Linked DNA regions of Mus musculus: all the other regions are linked to region 2. A link is a loop called in an ENCODE intact Hi-C map of the cell type or tissue named here. Cell type or tissue: heart. All regions are shown on one strand.

Evidence for each region. Peaks named below come from ENCODE experiments on the same cell type or tissue, not always from the same donor. Only the 100,000 strongest peaks of a DNase experiment are listed, where the experiment ranks them.
Region 1: a loop joins it to region 2, with 7 times the contacts of the local background. A loop is called at or near these places in 36 of 42 quality-filtered maps.
Region 3: a loop joins it to region 2, with 9 times the contacts of the local background. A loop is called at or near these places in 11 of 42 quality-filtered maps.
Region 4: it touches region 2 in a loop (8-fold over the local background); 10 of 42 quality-filtered maps call a loop at or near these places.
Region 5: a loop joins it to region 2, with 7 times the contacts of the local background. A loop is called at or near these places in 35 of 42 quality-filtered maps.
Region 6: a loop joins it to region 2, with 3 times the contacts of the local background. A loop is called at or near these places in 6 of 42 quality-filtered maps.
Region 7: it touches region 2 in a loop (4-fold over the local background); 6 of 42 quality-filtered maps call a loop at or near these places.

The regions. Positions count from the first base shown.
Region 1 is chr2:127,887,825-127,891,824 of GRCm38, forward strand. The region is part of intron 8 of Acoxl (acyl-Coenzyme A oxidase-like); the gene reads left to right. Among named protein-coding and RNA genes, the nearest start is that of Acoxl, 35 kb to the left of the region's middle. In heart, a CTCF peak has its summit at 1,762 (motif pointing right); a DNase peak (open chromatin) is centred at 1,817; H3K27me3 peaks cover 1,277 bases.
Region 2 is chr2:128,394,278-128,398,277 of GRCm38, forward strand. All of the region lies in intron 1 of Morrbid (myeloid RNA regulator of BCL2L11 induced cell death), which reads right to left. Among named protein-coding and RNA genes, the nearest start is that of Gm14010, 26 kb to the right of the region's middle. In heart, no CTCF peak of the experiment used is centred here; DNase peaks (open chromatin) are centred at 1,262 and 1,824; H3K27ac peaks cover 1,075 bases.
Region 3 is chr2:128,571,211-128,575,210 of GRCm38, forward strand. It overlaps Gm36203 (a long non-coding RNA gene), which reads right to left. Exons shown (of 9, transcript XR_866725.3): 7 at 3,271-3,416; 8 at 335-574. Among named protein-coding and RNA genes, the nearest start is that of Gm36203, 19 kb to the right of the region's middle. In heart, CTCF peaks have their summits at 2,199 (motif pointing left) and 2,403; a DNase peak (open chromatin) is centred at 2,131; H3K27me3 peaks cover 423 bases.
Region 4 is chr2:128,076,858-128,080,857 of GRCm38, forward strand. The region is part of intron 15 of Acoxl (acyl-Coenzyme A oxidase-like); the gene reads left to right. Among named protein-coding and RNA genes, the nearest start is that of Bcl2l11, 47 kb to the right of the region's middle. In heart, a CTCF peak has its summit at 2,182 (motif pointing right); no DNase peak of the experiment used is centred here.
Region 5 is chr2:128,120,221-128,124,220 of GRCm38, forward strand. It overlaps Acoxl (acyl-Coenzyme A oxidase-like), which reads left to right. Exons shown (of 18, transcript NM_028765.3): 18 at 2,728-3,673. The coding sequence ends at 2,916. Among named protein-coding and RNA genes, the nearest start is that of Bcl2l11, 3.8 kb to the right of the region's middle. In heart, CTCF peaks have their summits at 2,388 (motif pointing right) and 3,072 (motif pointing right); DNase peaks (open chromatin) are centred at 2,381, 2,951, 3,401 and 3,851; H3K4me3 peaks cover 1,847 bases; H3K27ac peaks cover 1,295 bases; H3K27me3 peaks cover 126 bases.
Region 6 is chr2:128,243,584-128,247,583 of GRCm38, forward strand. No RefSeq gene overlaps it. Among named protein-coding and RNA genes, the nearest start is that of Gm14009, 76 kb to the left of the region's middle. In heart, a CTCF peak has its summit at 2,012; a DNase peak (open chromatin) is centred at 2,188; H3K27ac peaks cover 322 bases.
Region 7 is chr2:128,310,418-128,314,417 of GRCm38, forward strand. All of the region lies in intron 2 of Morrbid (myeloid RNA regulator of BCL2L11 induced cell death), which reads right to left. Among named protein-coding and RNA genes, the nearest start is that of Gm14010, 110 kb to the right of the region's middle. In heart, no CTCF peak of the experiment used is centred here; DNase peaks (open chromatin) are centred at 2,074, 2,394, 2,954 and 3,314; H3K4me3 peaks cover 1,288 bases; H3K27ac peaks cover 2,296 bases.

The DNA.
Region 1 (4,000 bases), 510 kb before region 2:
TGGGTCCCCCTCCACAGGCTGTCTGTCAGTCAAGGCTGCAGCTGATGGGAGTCATCCTTTCCTTACCCCAGGACCCAGCCCTGAACTAGGCAAAGAGAGGCACCTAACGTGAGGTTGTCAGGTGAGATTACTGAGTGGAATCAACATGAACGGAAACAGCTGGAATGCTGTGTCTGCTCCAGATGCTGTAGCGAGGCCATTATGAATGAGCAGGGCTCTGGATCCGGCTTTTCTGGGCTTTCATTCTGTCCACCTAGCCTCAGGATTCAGAGTCAGTCCATTTCTAAACCAAACCAAACCAAACCAAACCAAACCAAACCAAACCAAACCAAACCAAACCAAACAAGACAGAACTGCTGTAAGACACAGCACATATATAAGGAGTTTGCACATATATAGGGCTTGCATAAGTACCTATGTATACCAAAACCACATACATACATGACAGGGATGTGGAAGCTCACAAGACCAAGTTCAACTACACTGGTTATTAAATGCACCTGAGGTTGCAAGGGTGACAAATAGGGACAGTAACACAAGCTCACCTTTGGCGTGGATGCTCAGACCCACTGTGAGTGGTGGGAGGACTTTGTGAATGAGCAGTGCTGGCTGTGAGGGGGCTGCAGACAACAGCAGCCATGCTGCCTGAGCTAGTGATGGAGCGGTCCCTTGGGTCTTGCTCTAGCATAGATTTTACCGTTAGTGACAGAATATTTACTGGGAGCAGGGACTATGCCTTTTTGGTTCAGTCTCAGTGCAAGGCTTAATTAAGTGCTAAACACCATGGAAGATTTTTAGCCTCCCCCGGTCTTCTTTCTGTCCTTCCATTTACCCTTCTGTCTACCTAGCCACTCATCAATCATCTACCAGTCCAGAACCTACCCACATACATATCCATCTGCCCATATACCTTCCACCTATCAATTTTTACATTATTCTATCTTTTCAGTCATTTGCCAATATACAAATACAGCCCTCCATGCATACCCATTTGCCCATTCATCCATCCTTTCCTCTCTCCTCCCCTTGCTCTGTCTCTCCATTCTGCCCTCCACCATACTGTAGGCTTTAGTGATTAATGGAGATCTGTGCAACACTGTGGAGAAAACAACCCATCTCTCTGGATCACATTAGAACCATGCCGTAGCTGGGAGTACGGGAGGAGCCTGGAGGTAGGTAGCACCTCGGTGAGATCTTGCAGGAAGGCTCAGGGTGGGAGCTGTACTGAATGGGCATGGCTAGAGTTGAAAGCCTTTGCTAATGTTCATGTAACTTGGCCTAATAGAGGGCAGAGCTAAGAGAGGTAGTGGGTTCCTATGTCAGTGTCCTAAACATGCATGGTGTGTGTTTTGCTAAAACTAGAGAGAAATTCAACAGATGCATACTCTTTTAACACGTGTCAAGTGAGCTCACCATTCATCTGTTCTCAGAGAGCAGCGTGGGAGAGTTGAAATTCGTGGCTCATCTCTCATTAGTTGTCTTTTTAGAGAAAGCACGGTCTCAGTGAACATTAAGCTGCTTGGGCTGTATTATTCCTTTTCCGAGAGAGAGAGAGAGAGAGAGAGAGAGAGAGAGAGAGAGAGAGAGAGAAGAGAATGGTAGGGGGAGAGGGAGAAGAGAGCAGAATACCAGGACTTGCTCTGTGGGTGAGAATTCTGGTGGGATGATGGTTTTAGCGTAGATGGTCCTGGGATGGGAGATTGGGGTAAGGGTACATCTGTGTCAACTATGGCGTGGAACCTTCCCAGGACCAACCACCAGAGGGCAGCAAAGACCAATTTGCGGATTGTTTCCTGACTGCTTATTTGCTTTGCTTTGGGTGTCAGAAGTGGCTGGAATTTTGCCGTTGTCAGCGGTTTATTCGGCTTCTTATCAACCACAAGTGCTGACTTTAAAAGGGCAATGGTCACTGTGAGAGTGGGGGAGCCTCAGCTGTGTGATTGCTGGGCTCAAGATCAAGCTTGTAAATAAGCTATGGTTATTTTGATGACTCCAGGGCATAATTTGACTCATAAATGTCTCCTAAAATCAAATGAACCCAACAAAACCAAAGCCCGTTGTATCACTTTGGATGGGTATAAAAATGCTTACACATTGTCGTGTTGACTCTATGGCAATTGCTTATGTTTTTACAACAGAAACGTAAACATTTATCTTTATTTTGAGTCAGGGTCTTGCAATGTATCTCTGCCTGGCTTTGAACTCCCCTTATAGACCAGGTTGGCCTCTAACTCAGAGAGATATCCCTGCCTCTTCAGGCCAGTTACTGGGATTAAAGACATATATACCGCAATATTTATCTTTTAAAAGATTAATCTGCCGCACTTTCCTCCAAAGTGAGGAGCCAGAGCTCAGTACAGCTAGAGATAAGCTTGTGTGTTGAAAGTGTGTGGAAGAACTACCGTTTTGAGCGCAGTTCCTTTTATATGGGCCCAATTTGTTCCCTTTCAGCACTGCGATGATGATAGAGATGACCTGGTGCATACCCCACAGAGACTCAGAGTGTACCAAAGAAACTAGACCATTGAAAGGGAGCATCCAGGGTTACCCTGGCAAGGGGACAGGGGCAGGTGGTGGTCGGGATCCAGGGCTAGCACCTTATAGAAGGAAAGCCCTAGGGTATTGTGGGTTGGAAGGGACCTCGGAGATTGTGTTCTATACTAAGCCCCACTGCTCTCCATGGTTGGGATTGAATCTAAGAATTCCTACATGAAGAATACAAACTCGGTCGCTCAGCTGCGCCCCACCCCCTCTTTTATAGAAATATTTCCGAGTAAGGCCTCTTGATCCCTGGCAGAGTGACCTAGAGTTGGCATGCAGCCCATCTTTCTTGAGTCACACAGCTAGGTCGTGCTTACAGATAGATGGACACTCTCAGCGCCTGTGGTAGGAGTGGAGTTTTTCAGTGCTGAAGGAGAGGGAAGTCCTTGGGCGTTCCTCCCTGTTTGATGTGGCATAGGGAACTTTAGCTGCTGTGACTGTGCCAGCAGTTCAAGGATCAGCACTGCTTGTCAGTGAGTCATCAGAGGCCAAACAGGCCTCTGGGAACCCAGCCTTCTGAGGCTCCAGGTACAGCCACGGCAGCCATGGGGACTGGGACACATGGCTGTGGACTGTTTTTCAGATGTTCCTTGCTTGGGTCCTGCTAGGAAGGAAGCTGGCCTTCCTCAGCTCTGTGGCCCACTTACTTGGGACAGAGGGTATCTGGGCTACAGCTGTAGGGAGCTGCATTGTTTCATGGAGACTGTCACCTGTCACTGGGAATCATCGTCTGTGCCACCTGGAAGGTTGGACAATGACAACCGATGGCTGGCAGGTTTTCCTCAGTGTTTCTGCCTGAAGCCATTTCCATGTAAGATGGTCCCTGTGAAGGGGACTGTCCCTTTTCTTCACATTTCACTCTGTCATGTTTCTGTCCCTTGCTTTAGTAGATTCACAGAGAAAGGGATTGAAAGAGAAAAGCCACAACTGTGGCTGGCTTTTGTTGAGAGCTTCCTGTTAAGGGACAGCATTTGAAGCATGCTATGAGCAATCACAGTTCATCTCGGCAGTCCTGTAAGGTGGATATTCTCATGAGTCTTGTATTTAGTTGAGAAATGTTGTGATCTAAAACAACATAGCAGTTTGTCCAGGGTTTGTCAGGGCTCACAGTTCACTAGGGTCCAGTTCTTACCGTGCAGGCAGGGTAGTTTTCAGGTGATAAGTCTTTGAGTGTCTTGCATAAGCCCTAGCCACAGCTGCTCCTGGATCACTGTGTGGTATACAGTCATGTTTGCTTTGATTAACTGAGCTTAACCAAAGATTTAAAAATTGTCTACATTGAAAGTCATAGAGATTCTACCCAAACTGGAATTTGTCAGATGTCAGCTGGCTAGTGGCAGGGCCAGAATCTAGGCCTCCACCCCATCTAGTGGCTCTATAGTAGGCTGCTGGCTTTTTCTAAGAGTAGTACCTTTCCGTGGTCCCAAGCATCTGTGTGCCAGGAGGGCTAATGAAGGGC
Region 2 (4,000 bases):
CCTGATAACTGGAGAATCAATGTCCCTGACACAGAAGCAGCAGAGTATGTAGAATTAATTTGGCTTTGGGATTTAATTCAAATAACTTAGGCCTAGAATAGAAGACAGGCAGCTGGACGTTTTGCTTTCTGGAACATTCCATGTAGTGGGACCTGACTTAGGTGGGTGAAGTTCTTGACCCTGAACAGAAAATAAAATGCTAAAAATAGTTCTGAGAATACTGCCTGTCTTCATAGCCAACCCTAGAATGTAGAATGTGCTACGTGTCTGTGAAATGGAGCCAGAGACTCTAAGAACAATGACCCCATGCCGGGTCCTCAAAGAAATACGCTGGAGCCTAGGACACAGGGTTTCTTTTCATCTCTGTCATAAAATGTAAGCACAAACTTCACTGTGAAACCCTTACCCCTGAGACCTTCCTCAGAACCTAGGAGAAAAATCCCTTACTCAGAATCCAGGTCTTCCCCAAGAGGGTGAACCCAGAGAAGCCTTTTCTAGGGGTATGGCCGATTGAGAGCCCAAGGTGTCTCCAACGGTCTTTTTCCCACCTTGTTTTTCTGATCTTGCTGTTCTTGTGAGACAGGGTCTCATAAGGTTATATAGCCCAGGCCGGCCTGGGACTCCCTGAGAGCCCAGGCTGGCCTTTCTACCCCAGCCCCGCAAGTGCTTGACATTAGAGATCTCTGTTATCATGCTTGGCTGCCTGGCTTCTCTCCCACTTTTTGACATAAACAACAGCAATATTTTACTGAACCAAACAGAGCTCAAGCCAGCCAGACCTCTGGCATTCCGTTTCCTCCCGTCAGCCTCACAGCCCTGTAGAAGTGTCTATAGTAGTCTTCCAGTTTTGTCATTGGGTTCCACTTAGCAACCCACACAAAAACTAAGAAGCCAGGAGAGGGATAGGTAAGACAGTGTGTGGGCTTCATTGATAGGCTCATGGAACTTCGAAGTTCAAATGAGGCCCCAGGGGAATGGTTCAGGGACATCAGTGTTGTGGGTGCCCTGCCTCTGGCAGGGACTGGCATCTGTCCAGACTGTAGCTCCTGTGTGCTCGGCTCTCATTTCCAGCAACCTGTACCCCTGTTTCCTTCCTGGTCTCTCAGCTATGGAAAAACACAAACAAGGAGGTGGGACCATTTTAGGTAGTCCTAGAGGCAAAGGTTGTGTGTCCCAGTCTCACAGAGAAGTGGGAAGCCACAGAAGGCAGAAGGGCCAGCCCAGGGCTCTGCTTTGACGGGACAATGGACACACCCGAGGGTCACTTCCTTTTACCTTCTGTGTGCTCTCAGAGGCAAGAGCCTCCAAACCCCTCAGCTGACAGGGGCCAGGACTCGAGAAAGGTAGAGGGCCTGGGAAGGTGAGGGTAGACTTTAATCTTGAAGTGGATAATGAGACAAAGGCAATGGTCATTGTGGATATTAAAGTCACTCCTTAAAAAAATAGAGGAAATAAAACTTCAAACTTTCTTAGTGTTTTGAAATCACAACAGTCTCAGATTGTGGATAATTCCATGTCATAAAAACAAACAAAGGGATGCATATTGCTATTAAATTGTTTGTGTTCTGCTACATGTATACACACACACACACACACACACACACCCTCATGCAAGGGTTTGAGGAAATATAATATCCTTGTTATTCAACATGAAAAATAAAGAAGAAAAATATATTTTCCACAGGAACAGCCATCTTCTCCTCCTTGATATCCTACAACTTTGTTTGGGACACATAAAGAGGAAAGTGCTGGGAAGTGGAGCGGGCTCCTTAGGGCCGGGAGCCCAAGCCTCAGCGGGAGGCCAGCAGCTGCGGAGAGGCTCAGGCTGCTTCATTTCTTTCTCAACACCGCCACCTACAGGGCCTGCCGGGAATGGCACTGCATGGTGCGGCCCAGACACCCTTAACAGAAAAACATTCAGAACAATCGCATCACTTTTTTTTTTTTCTTCAGCTTCCTGTTTATTAGTGTTTTATCTAAGAGCAGAACAAAAGTCTACATGGGGGTGGCAAATGCACGGTCCTACTCACAATAACACACACAGTTTTCAAATACAAGGGGATTATATTTTTACACCAAACCAACTCCAGGCAGGCCTTTATTAACTTCTGAAAGTTGAGAAACAAAAAGAGTGGAATTCTTTGGCACATCAAAATTATAAAATATCTTAAAGATTTTTTTTTTAAAAAGGAGATGGGGAGAAGGTTCAGTTAGTGGAATGCTTGCCCCACAGGCATATTAAAAACAAATAAATAAATAACAGGTATGGCCCTCCAAAGCTAGGGAGACAGAGGCAGGACAGCTCCTAGGACTTGCCCAGCCTAGCCAGCCAGCTGATAACCTCTGGGTTTTGTTTGTTTGTTTGTTTTTCCTTTTCTTTCTTTCTCTTTTTGTTTTTTGATTTTTTTTTTTTTTTTTTTGAGACAGAGTTTCTCTGTATAGCCATGGCTGTCCTGGAACTCGCTCTGTAGACCAGGCTGGTCTCGAACTCAGAAATCTGCCTGCCTCTGCCTCCCAAGTGCACCACCACTGCTCAGCTTAAGCTCTGGGTCTGGTGACTCGTCCTGCCTCAATAAAATAAGGTTGAGAGCAATTGAGGAAGACAGTAACGTTGAGGTATCATCAGGACACGCATGCATGGGCACACACATGCACAGGCATACACATGTCCATACACTCCACACACAGGTACACACATCTGAACACACACATACCATACATGAACCAATAATCTTTTTTTTACAGATAAACAAGCGTGTTTGTTTTCTGCACATTTGAATGGTAGTATTCATTTCTATACACCTCACTGGTAAGACTTTGTATGTTGTTTGGCAAACTCATGAAGGCAATGAAAACCTAAGTGTCCGCCCATCTGTTTCGGAGATTGGGTGGGTGATGGAAAGGACAAACGCAAGGTGCCCGCTGTTTCCATGCTCAGAGGTGAATAAGGGCTGGGAATGCCTGCACTTCTCACACAAACACGAGCCCTGGCGAGACTCCTTCTAGCCTTTCCCTCAGCCTGGCATGCTGCTCTTCCAAGCCTATGTTCTCAAAAGTCTCAGGGACAATAAAAGTGAGGGGCATGCCACACAGCTGGTGGTCATGGGACCACTGACCTCACATGCCACCTTTTAAAAGAAAGGTTATGTGTTTTATTTTCTGAACATGGGTGGTTTGCTTGTGTGTATCTAAGTGTGCATGCCTGATGCCCTATGAAGTCAAAAGAGGGTGTTGGATCCCTGGGGACTCAATCTACGGAGTGTTGTGAGCTGCTGTGTGGGTGCTGGGTACCAATCCCAGGTCCTCCTCGAGAGCTGAACCATCTCTCCAGCCCCACCCACATGTGCACACGTCTCTCATCATCCTCAGAGATGAACATGCGGGGAATTCTTATAATTACAGCCAGCAAGCAAAACTGTTGTTGTATTTGGTGACCTTCCTTGTTCTTGTGATGACTCAGGTCACTTTAAGTCCTCTAGCACGCTCGGTTATTCAGAGACTGTTTGTTCTGGCTTCCAAGTTTGAGTCTTATTCTGGTTGGTCTATCTTGTCTTGACCAGCACTAAACACATTTCAACTCTGCTGCAGCCTTCCCTGTCTGCAGACACATTAGTTGTTAGCCCACACAATTAAAGGCCTTTTGTTTCTTTATCCATTCCATTTTCATGTGAATGAGAAAATTAACATTAAAAACCACCCAAAGGGCCGGGGGGGGGGGGGGGGGAAAGGAGCTGTGGTTACCATGTAACCACATGTGCTGCCTCCCTTCCAAAGGATCAAGTTGGGTTCCCAGCACCCAAACCAGACTACTCATAACTGCCTGTAATTTCCAGCTACAGGAGGATGTCCACCACGTCTGGCCTCTGTATGCACTATCACATACTCAACATAATCTCATAAATAAAAACAAATCTCAAAAAAACAAAAGACCCTCTAAGCAAGGCCATGGGAATATGCGTGTGAACATCTCATGAAAAAACAAACAAACAAACAAAAAAAC
Region 3 (4,000 bases), 180 kb after region 2:
TGGAACCCAGCCAGGATCCTCAGTCCCTGCTAAACACTGCCCACATGCCCATTTCGAAAGCCACAGAAGGTGTTAGGCTTTTATGATCAAACTGATGAGTTTATGTGAAAGCAGAAGAGGGCAGCTGAAGGTCAGGCGGTGAAGTATATGCAGTCTTTGAGTTCCCCAGGGATCCTTGTCCAGGGCCTGGCCTCAACTCCCTTCTTACTTCCTACACCCCTAGCCATGTTGCCGTGATTGCTTAACTCACCAGGGAAAGAGCTGTGATGAGGAGAAACTTAAACTAGATAATAAAGCATGCAGGGATGGAGCCCAGTCTCCATTTAGCTCTTACACTCTCAACATTGTAGCTTTGAGGGGAGACTTTCATTTCTCAGACTGCCTTGCATTCTACAGCTGCAGATGCTATTGGGCCATGCACTCCTTTGTTGTTGATACTGTTGGCGTCTTGCTATGTAGCCCAGATTGGCCCAAAGACTCTTATGACTCCGTTCCTCAGAGCTGGGATTACGGCAAGGTACCACCATCCTGACCCACGAAGCTCTGATGAGTGGTGGCTCGTTGAAGCCCAGGCCTGCGGATGCAGGGGTGAAGAGCCCTCAGGTCTGAAGGTCTGAGAATAAGTAGCCTCGAAGTGCAGACTCAGGAGAAGATACATCTCAGTTCAGGAAGAGATTGTGCACCATTCTTCCATCTGGTTTATTTGGGCCCTGGGCAGACAGGGTGATTCCTATCCCTGTTGTTGAAGGTGAATCCTCTTTGCTCAGTTACAGACTCAAATGCTAATCTCATCCAGAAACTAACTACATCCAGATACAATGTCTGCCAACTATTTGGTCCCGCCTTAGCCCAGTCAAGGTGGTATATAACATTAATCGTCTCAGGGGCTGGAGAGGCCCAGAGATGAGAGAACTTGCTCTTCTTGCAGAGGAGTTCAATTCCACAGACCCACAGCCACCTGTAGCTCCAGCTCCAGGGATCCAACAACCTTTTGTGACCTCCATGGGAATATACATATATACATACACACATATACACAAACACACACACATTCGCATGCATATATGTACACATAGACACATAAATAAAACAATAAAAAATTATTTTTAAAAATAAACATATAGAGAAAACAAGAATGTATAATACATCATATGTAATACATAATACATAAAAAGTCCCATCATAAAATGACCAGTACTCTATGATTCCATTTATATGGGGCACTTGGAATAGTCATGTTCCTAGAGATAGAGATCTGGATGGTAGTTGTTGGTGGCTGTTGAAGGCACCTCTGGTGTTTACCAAATAGTGTAATGGATGTAAGCTACAGTTCTGTATTATGTGAGAGTACTTAGCACTACTCAACTAAATACCTTTGAGTGGTGAAGGTATCTGGGATTGGTGGAATGCTTGCAATCCCAGGGCTTTAGAGATTACAAACTGGAGTTCAGCCTGGGCTACACTGCAGGGCCCTGTATACAGATAAATAACCCTGAGATGATGAGTGTCATACTCTTGTGTATTTTCCCACCGTTAACAATTGTTGTGCAAAGTTTCTGCACGCACTGAATCCTTTGTTGCCCAGTGTTCGGCAGATTCCACTTTTTGTTTGGCTGAGATGTGTCTTCAGCTACAGATCTATTTGGTGCCAATTTTAGTAATGGTAGAATGAAGTTCAAATAAACTTTCCTCTCGAGAAAGGCCTAACTCCGGCAAGTTGCCAGGACAAGAGAAGAAGCAAGCACATGCAACAGTGCGGAAGGCACCGAATCCTGCAGGCACACTCTGTAGGTGATCTTGACACCAGGATTGGAGCCGTGAGGGGAGTGGAGGAGACAGGCAGCCGTCAACCACACTATAATCCACAACATGTATTATCACTGTCTTCTGGATTATAGATGTTTCTTTCAATGAGTCAGGAAGGTTGACTGGCTGATGGATTTAAAAAAACAAACAAAAACAAAACCCTCATAGGGCTTTCCTTATATAGATTGTCCTCAGGAGACCTCTGACTGAATGTTCCCTCCTCCCTAGCTAGCAGCTGCTTCTTAGCATGTGTGTTTACAGAAATACCAGTAGTTATTGCATGTTCCTTGCCATGTGATTAAGCATTGCCATAAAGCCCTGGCTAGATTAGGGAAAGATCTTCCCTTTCTGAGACTGGAACCAAACTAGTGTCCATGACGGACAGCTTCTGCCACCTACTGGCCAATGGTAGTATCACTTGCCAAATGCCTCTACTTGCCAAGGAGAGAGAGCTAGAAAATTCAATATAGGAGGACACACTATATGGGCTTGCTCACACACGCACGCGCGCACACACACGCACACACACACTGAATCATATATTTTAGCGTTATATCACAGAGTATATACTCAGATGTTGGGTTAAGTGGAGTCTACCCCACTATTGCTGACAACTTTCATTTAGCATCTCCCTCAACTCTTAGAAACAGTGCATGAGGTAAGCTCCATTGTTCTCATTTTAGAGGTTGGAAAACTGGAGAACGGAAGTGTCCTTCTGATATGACAAGGGATCAGAAGCACCATGAATAATATATTGGAAAGAAGGCCTACAGTGAAATTACTATCTTCTCTCTCCATTTTAAATTTAATTTTGTTACTTTATGAGTTCTGCTTGATTTTCATATGTTTATCACATGCATACAGTGTCCAAGGAGTCCAAAAGGCAGTGTCAGATCCCCTGGAACTGGAGTACAGGCTGTTGTGAGCTGCCATACAGGTGCTGGGAACTTAGGAAGAGCAACCAGTGCTCTTAATGCTGAGCCATCTCTCCTGTCCCTGCTTCTCCATTTTTTTTTCAAATCAAACACACCATTGTAAAGATGTCTAGTGTGCTCTAAAGAATCCAGAAGAGCCAGCTTAAGAGTCAGAGAGATGACTCAGCAGTTAAGACCACCAGTCGCTCTTCCAGAGGATCTGGGTTCAGTTTCCGACACCCACATACAACCAATCTTCCAACCACGGTCTGGAGTTCCAGATAGTCTGATACCCTCACATAGACATGCATGCAGGCAAAATACCAAGGCAAAATACCAATGCACGCAAAATAAAATAAATAATTTTCTTTTTAAAAAAAAAAGTCCTACAGAAAATAGCAGCTAATGCTTCTGTCCAGGTTCACTCTGGCAAGGTCACCGCTTTCCAGACCTCCCACAGTGAGTGTAGCAGGTGGCTGTGTCCTCATTACTTACCTTCAGTTCATATCAACAAACACATGGCTATTTCTCCAAACAAAACAAAACAAACCTTACATCCTGAAAATTTGCCACCACTGAAGATCTTTATGCTCTGGAGTCCCTCATAGTCATTCAAGCAACAGTGCAAATATGCAAATGTGTAAAATTTCCAAGCGTGACCAGGTGAGACAGGAGTACATCCGTGGACATATATGGCTTGATTAAAAAAAAAATCAGTTTTAGACCCACAGTTGAAATTTAGAGGAAAGGGCTGGGGAGATGGCTCAGCAGGTAAGAGCACTGACTGCTCTTCTGAAGGTTCTGAGTTCTATAAATAAATCTTTGGGCCGGAGCAAGCAGGGACTGAGTGAGTGGGGTTGACTAGAGCAAGCAGAGGTCCTATACTCAATTCCCAGCAACCACATGATGGCTTACAACCATCTGTTCAGCTACAGAGTACTCACATACATAAAATACATAAATAAATCTTTTTTAAAAAGAGAAATTTAGGGAAAGAATCAGTTGTACTGGCAACCTCCCCAAAGACAGGCCCATCCCTTCAGGAAGAACATTCTAGACACTGTATCTTCTCACTTTCCTGCCTCTTTCTAGTGGGCCGTGGACAGTGATCAACAGTCGCCTGTCTTTACTGAAGGGAAAGGAATGAGACCTGCAGTTTGAGCCCACTGTTTCCCGTTGGCATAATCAACAGCACACCTCCATCTAAAAACAAGACAGCCTCCTGCTGGTGTGAGGTACAGGCTCCTCTCCTCCCATCCCCCCCCCCCCCAATCCCCTCT
Region 4 (4,000 bases), 320 kb before region 2:
CCTGGTGCTTCTCATCTCGAAGGAGGGAATTCTTCAGTGGAAGAGTCAGGGCAGGTATTGTGGCCAACAACCCAGGAATGAACATATTTGAGGAAACTTCCCAGCCTGCGCACTATTTTCCAAAAGGACCTGTGTAGCTTCAGGGATTCCCAGCATCCCTCAGGGCTGGACCAGAGGAAATGCTTTCTGTTCAGAGGGAGTGTGGCTACTTCCCTCTCTCTGAGGTTTGGCTCTGGGAACTTTGTGTGCTAGAGCGAGCATCTTAATTCAGGCCAGTGAGCACAGGCTGGAATGAGGCTGTGCCAGGAACACAGGTTCTTCATGGAGAAAGGAAGCAAATGGTCCACAAGAGGCCTTCACACACAGTGACCCAACCCTGCAGTAACCAGCACCGTATCAGCAGTCCTGATTCTGATTGAATTCTATCTTCTGATCATTGCGACAAGGAGGAGGAGCAAGGAGAGGGACAGACAGGAACGGGGATGGGGACAGCACTCACATTGGATTCCCTCATTTAGAGATCCAGACATTTTACCTATATGTCCTGACATGAATTGGCTGTGAGGAAACTTATTCATAGTAACTGAACTTAGAAACGACTGGTATAAACCAGAATGCCAGTTTATTCATCAAGTCAAAACCCACCTGCAAGCCATCCCTCCCCTGGGCAGCACGACCCTTGGAGTTAAGTGGTAACCGAGGGGGTAACTTATGCTTTCAGGGCTGGCTGCCAATCTGAGGATCCACGGTCAGGTCAGCTGCCAGTTATCCTGTAGGTCACAGGCTACTTATGTCCCTGAACCAACTATGGTTCCAGCCACATTTGCTTAAGAAATTTGTGAAGCACACCGAACACACAGCACCCCAGCCCATACACCCTAGTTGAAGGCAGGCATGTCCCACACATCTATCCACAGCATGCATCATTCATTGGCCTCATTCTGGGAGGTGTTAAGGTGCTGGGGATCTTCCTTCTGGGTCCCTGGGTACTGACCGCAGATACTGTCCATCCCAAAACCCAGCTCTAAGGTGAAGGCATGGGTCATCTTTGACCCCCAATTCTCAAACATCTCTGAAGAGCCGTTAGTTTTGTGTCTGGGGCTTGTATGGTTCACCTTAGAGGCAGGACTGGGACTCTTCCAGTGACTCTGCACCTTACAAGTATAGTTGAGTTTGGTGTGAGGTCTGAGGTCACTTGCTTGAGAGGCTGGTTATCTGGGCTCATGCCCTGGCTCTCCTTCTACCAGCTCTGTGACTGCAAGAGAGATGCCCAACTTCTCTGAGATTCATTTACAGAGACGGTGAGACTATGGCGAAGATGAATCCAGAGAATCCTCTCAAGTCTTTGTCTTACTGTCTGACTCATTCTGCGGAATGCAAAGAAGAAAGCTGTTAATCACTAGTCTAAAAAGAAACAAAAACACCAACCAAACAAAAAATTAAAAAAAAACAAAAACAAAAACAAAAAACCCTTAGTTTCTGTAACTGAAGTAGATCTTGTCCCTTAAGAGGAAGTTAAACAAGTGTGAGTGTTTGAGGTCTGCGTGCAGGGAAGAAACATCAAAGGTTTGCTGTCTCCTCAGCACAAAAGAAATCCAATCCATTCTAAACTTTCAGTTGGCTAATTTTTTTTTTTAAGAGAGTGATTGTTTTCAGAAAATTACCCTCAGGTTTAAGACCAGATACAAAGTTCTTGGGTATATAAAGAAGAACATTAATTCAATGACAGTGTTTAGGGAACTCAGGAATAATTTATAATAGAAAACTCTGTAATGAAAAGGTTTAGAGGCTATGGCGATGTCTCTGTGGGTGAGAATGCTTACTGCACACATGTGAGGATCTATGCAGCCAGGTGTGGCTGTGTGTCCCTACGACCCCAGCACCTTGGTGGGCATTAACAGGGGATCACTGGGGCTTACAGACTGCTAGCCTTTCTCCAGGTTCAACGAGAGACCCTGTCTTAAAGGGGAAAAGTAGGAGACCCTACATCTTCCTCTGTCCTCTGCACGCACAAGTGTGCACCTGTTTACACACTAATGTGCCTATACCACTTACAGGAAAACAAGGTGTACAATGCAAAGGTCTGCACAGACAGACCTGTGTCAGGCCCTCAGGATAGGAAGGCACACAGCCTGCAGCAGGCAGGTAGATGGAGCCCGTGTTGCTGCCTTCACATCCTGCCGCCCTCCAGCAGAGGTCTCCAGGGGAAAGGAAAACTGCTAAGAGCCCAACAGTCTTTGCTGACCTGCACAGATGTTGCCTGCAACACTTTTGAAGGAAGAGCACACAGAAGGAGAGAGGGGAATCAGTCTGCTAAAGCTAGACCTTAACATCTCCCCAGATGGAAATGAACTCAGAGCCGAGCCACTTTTATTAGGAACAAATGGGGAGGAAGCGCCTCCTGGCATCAGTATCAGTTTGTCACCTGAAGGCTGGGGAAAACTCGGCTTGAGATAAAAATGTTAAGCAGTCTCCAGTGGCTTCCAGAGTGGGATGTAGCCATTACAGTGATAAATTGATATTTTTCTGTGATGCACATATTTATCTTGCCCTAGAAAGAGCAGCTCTGAACCTCATGGTATCTGAACCCCTAAGGGTATGCCCCGTTCCAGGCAAAAAAGAAAGGAAGCACTCATTAAAGAAAGGGTAGCATCCATGCTTCCCAGCTCCGTGCAGAACGGTCTATGACGTTTCTCAGAGCTGGTGAGCTTCATGCAGCAGGAAGCCTCTCTTCTGCTTCTTAATAAAGTGCCTGATAATTTGGAATGTCCGCGTTAAGGGCAGGTTGTAATTATAATTAGAACACAGAATGCCATGGGGTTCTGCCTACTGAGAATTAATTTCAGATTCCTTTCAAGGACGTGTGTGTTTTGAAACGAGGCTTTCTTTGTTAATAAAAACATGATCGCATGCATTATTTAAAACAGCGTGTCGTGTTTTGCCCATTAGTGCTGATTCCAATATTCTTCGTGGGGCTGGCACTTTCCCTCCAGTTGTGAATGGAGTTAGTCTTTGGACAAATTGCACTCGCCTTACTTAGCTTACACTTGAAACCGTTTTCTATAAAATTATGAAAGTAGATTTGCCACCTCCTTGAATGCCTTTTAACTGAAGGCCACCTCTTCAACACAATCCTGTGTGAGTCTAGGAACTTGTCACCCATTATAACTACCGAAGTGTCACCCCCATGCCACCCTCAGCCCTTAAACCTGAAGGACACGGTTTTCCTTTGATAGAACCAGAAGTTTCAAGTGAACTTATCTTACTGTGTGGATAGTGAGTTTGCGCAGTGTTGTGTTGTTCCTGCTGGAGACTGAAGGTGGAGGGTGCTGTCAGAGGGGAGGACTCGAGGACCTGTGCCAGCTATGACAATGTGCTTCTTCTCTCGACGCTAGTCCCCACCAACCTGACACACAAACTTTACCACAGTGGCCTGTGCAGATCCCTATGTCTTCGTTTCTCTTCACAAAACAACTTAATGGAGAAAGGTTGCTTCCCTCTCACAGTCCAGGAGCACAGTGCTGAGGTCAAGGCAGTGGGAGCCTGAAGCTCTGTTTCCTCTCATCCACAGTCAAGCAGAGGGAATGAACACAAGCTGCTACTCAGTTCTGCCTCGTTGTCTCTGCAGTTCAGGATCCTAGCCACAGCCGCAGGTTTTCCCACCTCAATCGCCGTTATTAACATAATTCTGCAGGGGGATTCCAAGAGGCCCATCTTTCAGAGAATACTAGATTTTGTCTAATTGACAATGGACACTAGTCGTCACACCGATGAGATGCAAGTGGCTAAAGGGAGGGAGTCCTCAGTATGGCTGTACCTGGTCCTATCTTCTCTGTGTGTATCCACATCACATACATGAATGATGGGACTGGCCAGGGATCTAGGGTGCTGAGAAAGGGCAGATGTAATTGGCTCACAGTTCTCAGCAGAGCTGGGCTTTTGGAGACCCCAGGAAGGGAAGGGATGTGCCAGCTTGTCCTCTTTCTCCTGTCAGATGTTC
Region 5 (4,000 bases), 270 kb before region 2:
GCAAACCTTGCACAGAGAGCAGGTAGTGGTCAGGAAACACACCCTGCAAATTCCTACATGGCCAGGGCCTTGCTGAATGGAAGTAAGAAAGGGGGTGGGAAGCTTAGAGACTGCTGCCTCCAGGCTACCTCCTTTTCCTGGCTGGATAAGGCAGTACTGGAAGAGTCAAACAGGAGAGAAGAAAGAAAATATGCAAGCAGGTGGGCATATGGAATCAAAGGAGACAGGAACCCTTCCCCTGGGTTACAGTCACATATCCACACTCGGGGCCTCCTGATGCCCCATGCTTCTGCTTGCTTTCTGGCTTGTATTTGTTATCTTATACATCTCTGTGTGTGTCTGCTAGGCTGTATGTGCACCATATACATACTACACACAGACACACACACACACCTGCAGAGGCCAGAAGAGGGTGATAGATCCCTCGGAAAAGGTGTTACAGGTAGTTGTGAACCACCTGACCTGGGTGCTGGGAACAAACTTGGGTTCTCTGAAGGAGCAAGGGCTGGTAACCACTGAGTCATCTATCCAGTCCACATTCAAGCTTTTTTTTTTTTAATGCAGATTGTATTTTTAAGATTTATTTTTGCTTACATGTATGTATGTTCACTATATATGTCCCTGGTGCCCAGGGTGAGGATGAGGGGGCTGAAGAGGGAACTCCATCCCCTGGAACTGGAGGTAGGGACAGCTGTCAGCCACCATGTGGGTGTCAGTGACTGATCCCAGGTCCTCTACAAGAGTAGCAAGTGTGCTTAACCATTGAGCCATATCTCCAGGTCCCTACCCAAACCGCCTTTTTTTTTTTTTTTTAGAGGCCCTGAAACTTTGCAGTAGCTTCCTGCTGTAAGAGGCCATGACTGTCTGCAGTGTGTAGTATGCACGTAAGCTTTTCAAGTCCTGTGTGGTCTCTGATGCAGGACAGTACCACAGTTCGAATACTGGGAGTAAAAGGAGGTTAAAGATTATGCTCCTGATAGGAAAAGACGAATGGGCATGCTCCGTGGAAGCCCCGCCCCGCCCCACCTCACCCCTCCAGCTACATATTCTGAGTTCTGTTGATATAAGGATGGGAAAGCCAGAGGGTGCTTCAGGCTATTCCAGAGCCTGAGGTTTAGAAACTATCCTGGCAGTCAACGTTTGGTTTCCCTAGCCAGTTCAATGCTCTTTTCTGACACCCGTGGTGGGGTCTCACTCCTGGAGAATGAGGAGCACAGAAATACCATTCTTCATCAGCATTTGGTCTTTCCTTTTTTTTTTTAACTCTTTCTTATAGCAAATAGAAATCACTTTCCATAATTTCTACCTCTAAGTCTATATTTCACACTAGACAAACCAAACACATTGTGTTCTTTCACAAGCCTTCTTTCAAAGTGAGTTTCCCCCATTGGCCGCTGCATGACAAGAGTTGGCCTATCTGCCTTAATGAAACCCACAGGGAGCATTATCTTGAATAATTACATGAGTACACGTGGCAAGTTCAGGGGCTGGGTAGACCATCTTGTGGTTTTGAAATGTGTGGTAAAAAGCATCAAGAGTTGACAGATTAGTTGGGGATTTGTCAAGAGTATTAATTACAGACTTGGAAATCTTGGTTAGTGACAGTCTGTCTTGTCGCATCTTGCAAATGTGATCAAAGTCATTTCGGAACTTATTTGATGGTGCCTAACCAAGGTGTGTGAAGAACGAAGCTTTTCATTAGAAATCACTGGGAAGTGGGGTGCATTTTGAAGGAAGAGGGCCTTGAATTGCACTCCCCTTCACACTTCTTCCTCCTCTTCCTCTTTCTTTTGGGGAGGGCAGATGGGGGGGGGTCTTAAAATATAGATAGCACACAAGGATAAAGTTGGGCCCATAAAAGTGTTTTTAAAGCTACAAAAAGAAACTATGAAGCCTGGAGGTTGTTGTGATCAGTCAGTCCAAGACATGTATAGCTTAACGAAGACCTCAAATGTCAGAGTACAGTATGAATTTGCTTAGGGGAAGGGAAAACAGGTCTCTCCCCTTGTTCAGATCTAGAAAAATCATCCTTTATTTTGGCTTCTTGCAGGGATGAGTGGGCGGGTCGGTACTGGCATCTAAATCATAGAAAATGAAATAGAAACACAGCCCTGTCCTGAAACCTCCCTCCCTTCTTCTGGGAAGTCTGTCCTGATGGACCTCCACTGCCTAGCAGAGTGGATGGACCACTCGTTGATTCTGCGCAACTGGAGAGGCCGGAAAGTGATTAACGCCGAGCCTTGGTTTGTTTGGTGGTCCGCAGCAGTCTCTGAAACCCTCCTTACTGCCTTCCAGACTCTGTTGGCACCCTTCTGGTGAGACGAGGCAGATCTTTTCAATGGCTCATCTAGTCAGAAGTTCTCGTCAGTTGCCTCTGTGCACCAGAGGGTGGCACTCCAGAGGTGGAGAGGAAGGGCGGGAAGAAGGAAGGAATGAAGAGAAGGCAGCATTAATTCTCAGAGCTAGGTCTCTAGTTACCGAAGTATCTTAGCAAAGAGCCGCTACCCTCAGTCCCTTACCGGGGGTTGGGGGGGAAAAACCCCTCTAAGTTTCGACCGGACCTGGGGGTCAGAGTCTTAGAGATTTTAAAGAAGTCACAGCTTGTTTAGAAACAATAACTTTCTGTGTTGTGGGGAACCCACATTTTCTGCACTTCTGAGGGGCAGACGACAAGTCCTCCTTGACTGCGCCCACATCTGACCTGACCCTCTGTGCCATGTTTTGCAGTTGCTGAATTTGTGCGAGTCCGTGAAGGATGACGCCCTGAAGGTGATCTCTGCCTTCAACATTCCACACATCACCATCCGTGCACCAAAAACAGGAATCCCCAACCCCGGGGCTGCCGAGGCCGCCTACCCGGCACCCATGCAACCGCTCGTGCGGGATGCGGCGCGCGCTCAACTGGCCAAGCTGTGAGCCAGGCGAGAAATTTAGTGTCCCATCTTCCAAGTATTTGGCCAGAGCTGGAGCAGAGGCCAAAGTGGCAGGTGCAGGGCAGCCACCTTGGGGATTTTGGTCTGGCAGAGGAGGTCCAGCTAAGGCTGGCGAGGAGCAGGGCAAGTTGTCCGGGAGAGGGAGCCATAGATGGATACCCCACTATCACAGTGACTTAGCCTGGTTTGTAGCCTCGCCTGGCCTTTACCTTGACTTCTCCCAGCCATGGCCCTGGATCCCCCAGACAATCGTCTTCGCCCACCGCATGGTGCCACCAAAGATCTCTACTGTCAGTGGTGACTCATATTCCCAGAGACTTCGAAAAGCTCTGGCGCTGGGTTAAAAAAAAAAAAATCAAAACATAAAAATCAAACACCCTTAGGCAAAAGGGGTGGAGGAAAGCTCCACCCTCTCCAAGCTCGGGCAAAAGTTCAGCGAGGGATGATTCGTGAATCAGGCTTGCTCCAGCTTTGCGAGGAAATGCACTGGCGAGAGCGGAGAGCTTGAGCCTGCAGTCGCCCTAGTCTCACCAGGTAGGTGATCTCCGGACCGCACGACCATGCGCGACAAACGCTCCTCCGCGCTAAACTGTTACCAACCCTTCAGAAAAGCATAGATGTGCAAAGATTAATAAATAATAGAAAGATGCTCCCGCGGCTTGGAGAGGTAGGGCTGGCTGGCCTGGGGAATAATTGGAATAAAGTGATTTTGGAATTTGGAGAGATTACACAGGCGGAAATGAATTTCTCATTTGTGTTCTGACTTGGTGTTGCCCAGTTTCGTTCTCATCTCTAGCCATCGACTCGCTCCCCTCCCTCCATATCCGCTGGCAGCCTCAGTAAGGCACCAGTGACCCACTGGCCCTTCCCACGCTGCTCTTCTCTGCTGTCAAATCCGGTCCCAGGAGTTCTTCCGACACAGCCAGAGAAAGCTGAATGGGCCCAAAGGCCCGCGGCTACCTGACTTGAGGCACTTGGTGGAAGCTCCCCTGACTGCCTTGTTCCCTGGTGATGCAAGAGCCTCCGCCTCCAGGCCGGCTTCCTAATTAGGACCTAAAAAAGAGCAC
Region 6 (4,000 bases), 150 kb before region 2:
CATCTTGGAGGAAAGCCTCCACTGAGGAACTGGCCGAATCACATGGGTCTGTGGGTGTAAGTATGGGAGCTCGTTTTCACTGTGAGGTGATGGAGGAGGGGCCAGCTCACAGTGAGTGGTATTCATGGTGACTGAGGACAATATAAGAAGGCTACCTAAAGAGGAGCTCCTGACAACAAGTGGCATTCCTCCATGGTTTTTGCTTCAAGTTCCTGTCCTGACTTCCCTCATGGATGACCCAGAAGTAGTTCTATCCTTCCTTAAGCTTCTCTGTCAGAGCACTGTAACAGAGCTGAAACTGGGACAGACCCCATGATGTTCACATTTTTGAGGAAGAAACTTCTGTTAACCCTCAGGGTGTGTCTCTGGCACCTAACAGAACAAATGCCAACCCAGTTTTCACTCTGTCTGTCTACATAGGTTCAAACACAGTACAGCTTCACTAAAACTCACACTGCAGTGCAAATCCTCTGTTTGTAGTCTTGGGGGACAAGTGTTTGTGGGCGGCACCTTCTGAAAGCAGTGCGGATTCTCTCATGGGAGTGAACGCTTGTCATCACAGGACTGGGGTAGTTAGTGCAGGAGGGGGCTGTCATTAGATGAGGTTGCCCCTTTGTGTCCTCTTGTGCCTGTGCCTGCTTACCCTTCTGAGTCCTCCCATGAGTTGAAACTGCACAAAAACCACAAGGGAAGTCAGACAGATTCTGGTGTCATGCATCTGGACTTCCCAGACTTCAGAACAGTGAGTCCAAATAACAATGCATTTCTTTACAAATCACCCACTCTCGGGTGGTCGGTTCTAGGCACAGAATGCAGACTTATGCATCTGACATTTATTCCGTGAGGAGTTCAGATTGCGCACTCCCTTCTCTTTCCTCAGACACAATAAGGAAAACACGAGAAAATGCAGTCTGTCGTGTAGACCAGTCTTTTCTTGCTCCCACCCATCACCCCTCCTCTGAACAGGTAAAGGCACTTCTGTGATTCCGGAGGTATAGAGGGACTTTGAAGTCAGGTAGCCGCTGTCCAACAGCAGCACCACGGGAAAGGCTTCTGACCCCTTGAAGCCTCAGTTCCTTTGTGTATAAAACTGAACCTAGAAGTTACTTACATAGGGCAGCACTGGGCTAAGACTACCACTCAAAATACAGATTCTGTAGTATGAAAATTATTATGTACACTTACATGAGAACTGTTTTGTTTCTCATCTTAAATCCATACAACTTATTATTATTATTATTATTGGTTTGTATTATTGCTTTTCCATTTTTATTGTTATTTTATTGTACTTAGTTTTATTTTAATTTGTGCTATGCCTGGACATCTACCTGAAATTTAAGTGACCCATGAATGTCAAGGTTTGACATAGACTAGTGAATAGAATGGGCTCAGTCAATGGCAGTCATGATAGTTTCTAGAAATTCCTCAAGAAATTATCCAGAAGACTTCAGGGAGAGTTGGGGACATTCACACTCTAGTTGAAAGCACTTTTCTGGGCATACGACACGGATAAGACAGGCAAGACGTAAATAGGACCAGTTTTTGTATTCTCAAAAGAAAATGAGTAACCATTAATCCTAAGTCTATGGGTCCTATGCACAAGGGACATTCAGGATGACGTAGAGAACATGAAGAGGCCTCTGTAAAAGAACGCTAAAGGCTGAGTGACCAATGAGGAGCCAGGAGTACCAAGCAGATATTTCAAACATCAGGCTAAGAGAGAATATATGTGAGAGCACTTTGTAACTCTTCTGACCTGGCGACAGATGGGAATGGCTACTTCTATATCCTGGCTACCACAGTAACAGAAGAGACTATGTATTGTAGTCCTGAGGCAGTGACCCCCAGTGAAACGTATTTTTAAAAAAAAAATACATAGTGGGGGTCTCTTGTTACATTCTTCCACCCCGACTATAAAACTGTAAGATATAATGAGAATATTCTCCCCTCTGGATACTCTGGCTCCAGGCCGGACTCTTCTCCGATCTGTGTTCTCTTGGTGGCCCTGGTGGAGGGATGAGGAATCTGCCCTTCCAAGCCTGGCTCAGCAGGCTGGATCTTGGGTGAGGACTGAACAGCCAGGCCAGACAGCAGGCCGCCTAGCTGCCCCGACTCTCTGCTGGCAGACCTGGCCTTGGCCTGCTGTCTGCTTTCCAGCTCTGATTCTTCTGCTCGCTGGCCACTGGCCACAGTGTTGCTCTGCACTCCGTTATCTGGAACTGTCAGATCCTTTGGCTCAGCCTGTGCCATCCCATGGGGCTGTGTTTGCAGGCTCGGCCCCTCATGGCTCGGGAAGCGCGCCAGAGCAGAAGGGTTCAATACCCACAATACTCTTTGTGTGGGGCATGAGGGGCCATTGGAGGCTCTGTTGGCACTGACAAATAGTACTCACTCTGTGGGAAGCCTTGAGTACTCAGAATCCATTAGTAAGCAGAAAATTGAGCTTACAAGCCAGTGTGCCAATAACTTCATAATATATAGACTCATTATTCATATGTATATTATCTGTATACAGCCAGCCCCCAGTAACCAAGGATCCTACAACCCCAGACTAAACGAATCACGAACAAAAAATATTTGTTGTAACTGCATTTGTATTTAACAACGACAGATATTTTTCCTAAATGATACAACTACTAACACAACATCTAAGTTAACTGAGGACTGTTTAAATTTTATAGGATGGTATATGCAGGTCCATTGCAAATACTGAATCAGTTTATATGAGGGGCTTGAGCACTTATAAGATTTGGGCATCTGAGAGGTTAGACGCTCCAGGAAGCAGTCCCCTATAGATGCCAAGGGCAACCTCACAAACACATATGCACATATATGATACTATGTATAACTGCATATACATATGCATGATCTTCTTCATGGATGCGTATACATGTATAAATGGATGGATGACTGAAATATACACAACTCAGGCATAAGCAATGGTGTAGATATAGACACACTGGAGAGTTACTGGGCAGCACACCACTATGAGTTGCAATAGTTAGATTTTAGCTGGATTTAATTTTCTCCTTTTATTTTGCTCTAGTTTTTAATTTTCTGGAAATAATACACATGATGCAATCATAATAAAGGAAGTGGGGCTGAGGCTATGGCTTCATTAGTCGTGTTTCTGCTCAGCATGCACAGAGCCTATGCTTTGCTCCCTAGCACGGCATAAACTGGGCTTTGCTATGTATGTCTGTCATCCCCACCCTTGGGAGGTGCGAATAGGAGGGGCCCACCATGAAAAGAGCAGGCAGAGCCTGACGTCTGCTTTTGTAGATATTTTTTTCTGCTTGTATTTATTTGTATATGTGCACATATATACAAATGCACGTGGAAGACAGTCCAGCCTCGGGAGTTACATCTCAAGAACCAAGCCTCTGGGTTTGCTTGTTTGTTTGTTTTTTTAAAAATCTTGAGAGAGATCATTTAGTTGGCATGGGCCTTGCTGATTCTGATAGACAGACTGGCCAGCAAGTGAAGTTCCAGGAATTCTCCTGTCTCCACCTTCTTGGTGCTGGGATTATGAGCGAAGAAAGGCAGCACACTGGGATTTCCTTACATGGGACCTGGGGCCTGAGCCTTTTACTAATTGAGCTTGTCTCTGGCTCCCTTCACCATGTATTTAACTCATGTTTTATCTACACACTAGAACCCTGGGAGGCTCCTCTGACCTGAGAATCTGCAAAATATGGGAGACATCCATCCTCCTGCCCCACTCGGGTCTGCACAACTCCTCTACAGTGACCTCTGCCTGTTCAGATGGAGAAGGAGCCTTTCTTTCTGCTCCTTTCCCCTTCCTCCATCTCCCATCTCCTTTTCCTCTCTGTCCCTCCCGTCTTCCTTTCTTTCTGTCAGTCTCTGATATTCAGGGCCTTCCTGGGCAGTGCTAGTCTATACCAAATACTGTACTCCCAAGAGGTAAGCAGGCAAGAACCTGCCACACTACTGGGTATATGAATGTCCTGAGCCTAGCTGTGTCCACCAGTCCATCCCA
Region 7 (4,000 bases), 84 kb before region 2:
CCACAGTAATCTTCTCATTATCTTTCTCTTTGGTAACTAGAGGACAGGGAAAAATCAGATTTGTTGAACATTTTTTAACCTCACAGACAAAGTTTAGAAAAGGTAGGCTGGATTTAATGTGCCACACTGTTCTCTTTTCTGTGCCATGTTTACTTGTCCCTATAATTTTAAAGACTTCCATGAAGTTAATTTATAAAGTATTGATACGTATAGAAAAAGCTGTGTGTTTACCTGATTTAGGTTTATATCAATATGATGATTTATATGTGATAAATAATATAAAAGTGCACACACACACACACACACACACACACACACCAATTCCAGGCCATTGGTCTTGGCAACAGGCATTATTAACCACAGAGCTATCTCCCCGTCCCTCTTAAAAAACGGAATATTCAAATATGAAGTATAAGAAGCATAGTTTAAAAAAAAATACTGTTTAGACATGTGAAAATAGCTTAGTCAGCATCCCACTACACCCAAGGCTATACCTGTTCACCAGAACTCAGTCCCATCATTTACTCAAGCTAACCAGGCATAAGCCTAGAATCCCATGGCTCCCACTGGCCAGTATATAAGCAGAGTCCAAAAGCAATGCTCTACTTCACCCATCTGGAGAGAAGCCACCATGATCAGCCCTGTGGCTGGAGAGTCTTCTCCGGGATCCTGACCGTCAAATCGGAGACTTCTGTCAAAGACAGAAAACGACCTTCTAAGATATGTCAAATGGGTGAGTAGCCTTAGGGAGACAGGCTTAGGACTGTGGTTAGGAATCAGTGCATGAATTTTGTATGATAACCTCAGCATAGTGAAATTATACCAACTATGCATACACACACATGCACATATACACACATGTACATACATAAACAAAAACGCATACACATGCACATACATACATAATACACACAATATGCCTTCTTGCTTGCAACATGTAGTAAGATATTGTCAGGTACACTTTATGTTTCTCTTGTCTTGGAATCCCCTTATCTCTGTGAATGATACATTAAAATTATTAATTTAAAGACATTTATACCTTTCTGGCTCTTCATTCAAAGTTTATTGTTTGAAAGCAGGGTTACAGAGATGCCAATAAATTATCATATTCTATTTTATATAGGGGCAATTTGCTTTAACCTTATCAAAGAATTAAATAAGTCACCTCAGACAACCAACCAGTGAAAAAAACTTTTTCATTTATTTTTTTTTTACAGCTTAAAATCTGGATAAATAATTAATTTTTTTTTTTTTTTTTTTTTTTTTGGTAAAAGTGGAAGCAATTTGGGTGACTTTAAGTTACAGCAAATTGGGAGACTCAGAGTCCTCTAAAACCTTAGCAGGAAAAGTGATTATAGGCGTTTACATGAAACTCATTCACTCTCCCAATTCCCAGAAAGACATCACATGAACTAAGGAGATGATGGCTTCCATCTTACTCTGAAATTACTGTTTGCCCTTCTGACTCCCAAGACAGTAGAAGAAAAAAGGAAAAAAAAAAACAAAAAAACAAAAAAACAAAAAACAAAACCAACAACAACAAAAAACTACGATAAAAACAGGAAAAAAGCCATTTTACATTTTTCCCTTGCCTTAAACAAGTCTAATATTAATAATAATCACACATGCTGCCGAAGAGAGCCGCTTTCCTCCTGGTTTCTTTTGAAATGACTTCCTTTACTTTTTCTTTTAACCTACAAATGGAGATCTGGAAAGGGGTGGGTTTGGTCATTTCGAAACTTTCCTCCCCAGGCGTCTCAGTAAATAACCCCAGGCCATAGTCTGGGTCTTCTCTGTTCAAGTCTTCTGGGGGCGGAGACTGAGGAGGCCAGGGGCAAAGGTGGGGCTGGGGTGCTTGGCAGAGGGAGTAGAGGACAGGAAGAGGAGGAGGGAGCCATGGGGTGAACTCCCAGCAAGTGTACATAATGTCACACACAGAGAGACACACGGACACACATGCACACATATCATGCACAGTAGATTCAAGCTCAAGAATGAGAGAAGAGGAGGCGGAGGGAGGGAGAGGGAGAGCCGGAGAGGGAGAGAGCCGCGCGCGCGAGCGTTTCCTGGTTTGATGTCAGCTCTCCAACACTGGCTCCGAATTAGCCACAGTAATATTGGGCCCCTGCCCACTCAGCAGGCAGACGGCTTATCCAGCCAGCAACAGGCTTTTAATAAAACAAGATGTTGTCCCTTTACTAAGGCCAATGGACTCCTTTTCTCTGGCCCCGTGAAATATCCTTCCACCCCCCACCCCCACCCCCAGCAGCAGTTTCGGCAGCCCCCCACCCCACCTCACCACACCCCCCACCCCCACCCCAACTGGCATTCCCAGGGGCTCTGATCTCTGGCTCTGCTGTGTCTCCAAGGTTCACACCCAGTGTGCTGGCTCCTCCTGCAGCTTCTATTTGTGTTCTGCCTTCATACCCTGTCTGCCCTATCCAGCCCACCTCTCCCCCTTTCCTGCACTCCGGGTAGCTAGCAATAGACACAGACTGGGAGGCAGGCAGTCATCTGACCTCCTAAGAGACCAGCTTTCAGCTTTAAAGACACCAGTAGGAAAGGCTGGACAACCTGGATTTCATCCTCAGATCTGCCCTGCTCAACTGTGGCTTCGAACACACTGCTGTATGTGTGGCGGCTAGGTTCTCAGCTTGGAACGTAAGTAGCAGGTTGCTTATAGACCAGTAAAATATTGAGCTCCAAAGGCACTGAGAATCCCTCATTGCACACTCTTCTTAAGCACAGATGTCGTAGCCAGGTCAGTCACTACCAAATGGTCAGAGATGATATGGGAGTGAAGGCCTGCAGCGCTGGCTTGTGAGGCCCCTCCAAGTTGGGAGGAATCTGCTCTCCACGCCCACCCTTGTGTTTGCTACAAAGTTTTTGAGAGGAAATGGACCGAATGAGTGCTGTGGACCCGCTTGTGCCTTCTCTCACTCAAGATGCTCCCTGGCTTTGGAAGAGAAGAGAGGAGAAATGAGCAGAGGAACATCTGGGCATGTGGATGGAGTCAGAGCTGGGAATTGTGTCTTCTGGAGCTTAGCCCAGATCCACCCCGAGAGCAGCAGGGTCCTGGCAGGAAGCAGGGTGTACCAGCCAACATGGGAGAAGAGCTGCCGAATTCTAGCCAGGGTGACCAGAGAGCTGTTCAAATGGCAACCTCAGAGCGAGGAATGCAGAAAGCCCCCAATAAATGCAGAAAACCACAAGGATAGAACCCAGCACAAAAGCATCAGCTAAAGAATGTGAGCAGGAGGAGCAGCTCATAGGGAGGATGCTGGGCTCCCTGGAGGAAACCCTGGGGTCAAGGGGAATCTGTATTGCTAGCTGTAGAGCCTGGGTCAGCCCAGGACAGAATCCTTTACCACATTGCTTAGCTCAGTAGCTCAGGATACCCGGGGCAGGGAGGGGACTCTGTAGACACATTTCCACCTTGATTCAAAGACAGCACACCCTGATCTCCATTCTTGGGCCCAATGGGAAAAGCAAATGAAGAAAGTATATCAGAGTAAGGGAGGAAAAAAAGCTGTAGGTTTCAGACTGAAGAGTGATGCCAGCATGGAGCTGTCAGCTATAGTAAGTGACCAGAAAAAAATCTGATTCAGAGAAAGACAAGCAAACATAAAATTCAGCCCAGTAGGGCGGCAGCTGGGCAGAGTGGAGGGGTGACCCCAGGTCAGTTACCAGGTGTGGATAACCCATCTGGATGGCTGGGTGGTGTCAAAGGTTAAGGTCAAGGCTAATTAATTACCAACTCTTAGACTGTGAAGGGGGTGGGAGATGTCAGACAAGAGTCAAGAATGCCCAGGCTGCAGATAAAGGGAAGGCAGGGACTGTGCAGGAGACTCAGGACTCACTGGCACCCACTCTCCTCAGGTCTGTCAGGGGCTCTGTGGAAAGGGAAGAGTTGCCTCTCTAGTAGCAACAGGCGTAGTGGGGAAGGCGCCTCTCTAAGAATTAAGTTTCCTAATCAAACTCAGGGCTGAAATCAACCAAA